Regions from separate parts of the Homo sapiens genome. Here region 2 is linked to region 1. Evidence: chromatin loops called from intact Hi-C (ENCODE). Cell type or tissue: mammary epithelial cell. All regions are shown on one strand. Links, peaks and the distances in the headings refer to the core of each region. The heading gives the core; the rest is flanking DNA.

Region 1 (2,914 bases), core at 90-2,589:
GTGATTTATTGAGATGGAATCTACTCCTGGTGAAGATTCTGTGAACACTGTTGAAATGCTAACAAAAGCGATTTTATAAACTTAATTGACAAAGCAGCAGCAGGGTTTGAGAGGACTGACTCCAAATTTGAAAGAAGTTCTACTATGAGTAAATGCTATCAAACAGCATTGCATGCTACAGAGAAATCTTGTGAAAGGAAGAGTTCAACTGATGTGGCAAATTTCACTATTGTCTCATTTTATGTAATTGTCACAGCCACTCCAGTCTTCAGCAACCACATCCCTGATCAGTCAGCAGCCATCAACATCAAGGCAAGACCTTCTTCTAAAAGGCCACCAGCAAAAAGATCACAACTCACTGAAGGCTCAGAAGATTTGCATTTTTTAGCCATAAAATATGTTTTAATTAAGATATGTACACTGTTTTATAGAGATAATGCTATTGTGCATTTAATAGGTATAGTATACAGTATAGTATAACACAACTTTTATATACACTGGAAAAACAAAAAAATTGTGTGACTCGCTTTATTGGATATTTGCTTTATTGCTGTAGTCTGGGACCAAACCTGCAATAACTCCAAGGTATGCCTGTACAAGTCAACTTTTCCAAGCTTCCATTGAGACCTGCCTCACCTAATTATCATGGGCTTCCTGAGCTCCTTGGCAGGGAAGAGCAGACAGGTGATGTCCCCACGATTCCTCACTGCCTCCATCCCAGGGATGGCTTTTGGGAGGCCCAAGGGCTGGGTAATGAAAGAAACATCCCTTTCTCCATCTCCTCCAGATCCTCCTCTCCCTATCTGGAACTGCCATCCCTAATTCTGTACATCACCTTCAGTTTTTGTCCGTTGCAAAATCATCAGCAGTTTCCATCTCTGTGAAGTTACAAAAAAAAAAAGGAAAGAAAAAAGGCCAAGCACTGCACCCAGCTGTTGATGAGGCCGTGTTTTCCACTGATGACGATGACTCACAGTACCCAAGCTGAAGGCTAAAGCTGGGAATGCGACTTGGGAGTGTCAGCACAGCCAAAGGAAAGCCGCAGTTCCCAAGCACGCCTAAACCTGCAGAGGAGCTGCTTGAGTTCCCTTGGTAAAAATCCCAGCACTTGGCCATGGGAACACAGCTCCCCCTGCAGACCACCCTAAGGTCCCACAGGAGCAGGATCAGGGACAGACAGAACATACACTGGAGCCAGTGAATTCTGCAAAGCCCATCCACTGCCATGTATCCACTGCCACTGTTATGTTAGAAAGCCAGGACCCCACCTCTGAAACCCCAAGACATCCCACAACCCCCTAGAAATACTATTTGCATCCTTGGTTTCCAAAGAGAAACTGGCTTTGGGGAAATGGGAAGCTCAGATTAAGATCTCCAATAGAGGAGACAAAGGTTGGCCCCAATCTTTGGGTAAGCAATTCACCCAGAGGCAGCAGTAGGGAAGGGAAGGAGCCTATCCTAGGATGCCAATTTGTGGTCAACCAGTGAGAACATCTTGGTACATGACTTTAGACAGTGCCTCTCAAATTTAGTCTAACCCCATCCCTGGGAAACTGTCCCAGGTTCTTCAAGAGAGATTAGTATAAAAGACCTACAGGGGTCCTAATAGAGCTATACTCAAAGATGGGAAAACATTCTCCCACCCCATATTTGAGAACTCTACAAGGGTGAAACTGAGCGGTGGACATGGTCAGGAAGATGCCAATGGAGATAATGACCACTCCACTGTCAGTGGTTTGGGGACTTGGCACTTGCATTGAGCAGTGGCAATAATGAGCATCACCGAAGGAGGCCACTGAGGAGAACATACAATGTTCAAGGACCCACCAGGAAAGGGAAGATAATCAGGAGACTTAGAGTCCCAGTAATTCCAAAGTAGGGGGTTGGGAGAGGTTTGGGGTTAAAGTCCACTGTCAAGGCTAGTAGATGGTGTGACAAATGCTTGTCACATTCAAATGGCTTGTCTAGAGGTCCATGGCCTCATGGTATGGAAAAGGAGGGGTTGCCAGGGCAGACCCAGGATGGGACGGCCACCTTTCCCTTCCACATCTACTAATCTCCCTCCTGCTCTGCTCCCTGCTCCCATCTGTCCCTCAGGCCCCAGAATACAAACACCCTCTACTAGCAGCTCAACTGCCAAGAACCTCCAAGTCACCAATGTGACCTTTTGTAAAAACTTGACACAGTTTAAGATTATCTTTCAGGGTGCTCACACTTAGTCCCACCAGAGACAGTTACCACCCAAGCTACAGTACTTTCCTTGGAGAGGAGGACTTTTCCATGGCCAGGGCCTGGGAGAGGCATCTGCTACTGAGGATTTTTCATTTCACAGGCTCAGCTCCAACCAAATCAGCAAAGCACTGTTACTATGGACCATCTGCCAGGACCTGGAAACAGCCCTGTTACATAAAGGGGCTGGTATAATGAAATTTATTAAACTGGATTCTTCCTCCACAAAGAAGCCAAAGTCTCTCATAAAAGGGCTCATGTGGGGCAGTGGAGGGGTCCTAGACAAGGGACCCATTGGGTTCTAATCCTGGCTGGCTCTGCTACGTGTTAGCTGTGGGACCATGGGGACAAATCATCTCTCACTGGGCTTCTGTTTCCTCAAATTTCAAATAAGGATAAAATGGTCCCTTCTAGGATTAAAATTCCACAATTTACTATTGTTTTCACCAAAATGGCAAACAGAAAAGAAAGTTTACCCTGATATTAATTGGTGCTGTAACGTTTTAAAGTTTTAGCATTCTAAAAAAGGACATTGCTCTTATTTGTGGGCTTAATGGAGAGAAGTGGTGAATAGAGCCACTGACTCTGGGGCTGGCTGGGGGAGAAAGTGCGCAGAAGAGAAACTAATGGCTAGAAGCTTCTATCAGCTCAGGAATGAGTGGCCCAAACAAAACTCAATGTAGGA
Region 2 (2,914 bases), core at 108-2,607, 150 kb before region 1:
TTATGGTAACAAAAGCCTACATATAAGGGCCTGATCTGTGCCAAGCACTGTATTATACACTTGACATGAATTATATCATTTAATCTTCACCATAAGGTAGATGCTATTCAAGAATTCGAAAACTGTTGGTTTCTCCCCAAAGCTATGCCAAGCCATATCCTTTGATATTTCTGAAAGGAATGTATCAGTGCTTAGAAGCCTCTTTGCCAGATCCACTCCATGCAAAGCAGCTATATTGACACTAATTTTGTAACCATCTGCAATCCCAAAAGTTTGCCGCAACTGGTATAGACTTTTAATTCTCGGGCTCCCCAGTGGGAGTTTGAAGAACTCAAACCCTTCCAAGAGGCTCTTTTTAACCTCCATTTGCAATGGGAAGAAAGACACTGAGGAATTTGGAGCATGCTATTCAAAATAGAGTGCCCAGGCTGCACGGATGGGGAGTGGGAGTTACTGTTTAATAGGTACAACATTTCAGTATGGGAGAATAAAAATGTTCTGGAGATGGATGGTAATAATGGTTTCACAACAATGTGAATGTATTTAATGCCACTAGACTGCATGCTTAAAATGGTTAAAATAATAAATTTATGTCATATATATTTTACAATAAAAGTAACAATAGTAATAATAATAACAAATAAAGTAACCAGGGCTGTGAGGAATCTAAACATCATATATGATAGAGAATATGTGAAAGAATTTAAGTGTTCTGAAGGAAAAAGTTTGAAAGCTCTGGTTTACAGGACAATGGTACTTACTACTTATGAAGCATATCATATATGTCAGGACTTTACCTAGATTATCTTTATTCTCCAGCAGGGCCCTGCAAGGCATTCCTTGCTTATAAGGATCACACAGCTAGAAAGTGGTGAAGATGGGATTTGAATTCAGCCAGTGTTCTTTCTTCTATACCACGCCGCCTCTCGTTCAAATATTAAATAGATGCCTGGATTTTAAAATGCCGAAAATTTATCTCAAGCCTGAGATTTTATTATTCTGAATTGGGATGTAGGGGGTAGAAAGGTCAGATATCCATCTTCTTGAAGGCTCCCTGTACTGCCAGGGCATGTAGGTAAACCTCTCAGCCTATTGAATCCTGCCCTCTAGGGGCAACCATTATGATAAGAGGAAACTGGAGGGTCCTTGAGATCAGAACCAGAGGCAAAACCAGGTTGATGCTGCCAGGGGACTGCATCAGGGCCGCTGGATCATAATCAGCTCCTATGGCTGGGGAGGGAGCCATCAGCCAACAGAGAACACAAAGTAAGCTCCAAATACAGAAAGAGCTACTAAAAGCATTTCTCCCCACAGTGTAGTCACCATATCCCAGAAGAGAAATTTTGAAGAGGAAGAGAAAGACAATGACACAGGAATAATTAGAGTTCGGTGAGAAGGCTCTGAAATCTGCAGTGTATGTTCAAATCCTAGCCTATTGTTCTGTTGGTAAGACTTGTAACAGTTCTGGAGCTGCAGCACAATCTCCTACTTGCCTTGGGTGCCCTCAGAAATCCCTCGGCATCACCTCCTACTCTTCAGTTACCTCTCGCCGCATCACTGAATCTTGCCCTCCAGAAAAACAGATTTGGGAAATGATCCTCAGGTCTAACTCAGTATCACGAACTTCCAGATAACAAAGGTATTAGGCCAGAGTGAAAGGATGAGTGGCAAGGAAATGGGTTTTCTGCAATGCTGGCTATTGATCAGAGACTCCTAGACACTGAATCTGTATTTTTCCCCACTGGATAAAGATGTAGACTTGCTGACCATTAGTTTGCTTCAAAAAGTGGAAGAGCTTTTTGTATAAGAAATGTTTGTGAACATTCTCTTAAAGGAAAACATAGCAGCACTAAGTTCTTCAAGAATGATGAGACAAGCCTTGAGTGAAAAAGGCCTGTGATGCAGCAAGAAGGGGCTGATTCCTGGATGCAACAGAACTCTATTCTGCATGGATGGTGTTACCTGCAGCTGCAAGTTCCACTAGGGAGCTAGGGGCTAGTGAAGGCGGAGTTGAGATACCCCGTATCTACTGTGTGCTGCCTGGACTCCTCACTCTCAAAACGTGTCTGTATCCTTGAGTGAGTAAGTCGGGAAGTTGATGTAATCTTACATGCGTGTGTGTTACAGGTATGAGTGTGTGTTTGTGGCCTCTTTCTACCAATCCACAGATTCTCACTGCATTTCCTCCAGCTTCCTTCAAGAATTTTCTCTTTAAGCTTGTAAGCCGGTACGCATTCATGTGAGCTCCACAGATGGCCTGCACCGGCAGCAGGAGTCTTTCCGAGAAGAGCCTTGGAATAGTGAGCAGAGCTGTGGCTGACCAGCCCTGCCGTGTGGATCCAGCTGGAGTCAGCTGGGCTCTACTCCACACAGCGCACGGCTGTCGCCTGCTCACTTCAAGTGGAGGATCTGGCACTTATTTTAGGTCCTTATAAATAATACATTTTGTCATCTTGATTCTTCAAGGCCTTCTTTTAAGCTATTTTTTCCTCTTTGGGAAAACCGCTTTTACTCTACAAGACAGAGTTGTTCATAAATCAAGAGGAGTTCCTGGTGGCCAAAGCCTAAGTTCCTGACTCCAGAAGAAGTGGGCAGCCACCCAACCTGATTAGTCAAAGCCTCATACCAGAAGAGAATCTTATTTTAAGGATGAAAAGAAATGTCCAACATCTGATTCCTTCACCTCCAACCCAGAAAGTCCTAGTGCCTGAGCTTTAAATACGACATTCAACCCCTGCTTCCCCGAGAGTCCCTACAGGCTCATCAAGGTCAGGAAAATACTGAGGGTTCTTACCATCCGTAAAATGGGAACAAGGCTTCCTGTGTATAATTGTCCAAGTGTCTGGCATAAAGTCAGGGTTCAGCCTGTGAGCTCCCCGTTAACTCTTCTAGTCCCTTGCAACTCCCAAGAAGA

The links. Hi-C counts contacts between places; a loop is a spot of excess contacts. Peaks named below come from ENCODE experiments on the same cell type or tissue, not always from the same donor. Only the 100,000 strongest peaks of a DNase experiment are listed, where the experiment ranks them.
Region 2: it touches region 1 in a loop (7-fold over the local background); 3 of 110 quality-filtered maps call a loop at or near these places.

What each region holds. Positions count from the first base shown.
Region 1 is chr11:17,972,111-17,975,024 of GRCh38, forward strand. The region is part of intron 8 of SERGEF (secretion regulating guanine nucleotide exchange factor); the gene reads right to left. Among named protein-coding and RNA genes, the nearest start is that of SERGEF, 39 kb to the right of the region's middle. In mammary epithelial cell, for the core only: a CTCF peak has its summit at 1,134 (motif pointing left); a DNase peak (open chromatin) is centred at 1,031.
Region 2 is chr11:17,826,093-17,829,006 of GRCh38, forward strand. The region is part of intron 10 of SERGEF (secretion regulating guanine nucleotide exchange factor); the gene reads right to left. Among named protein-coding and RNA genes, the nearest start is that of KCNC1, 93 kb to the left of the region's middle. In mammary epithelial cell, for the core only: a CTCF peak has its summit at 1,097 (motif pointing left); no DNase peak of the experiment used is centred there.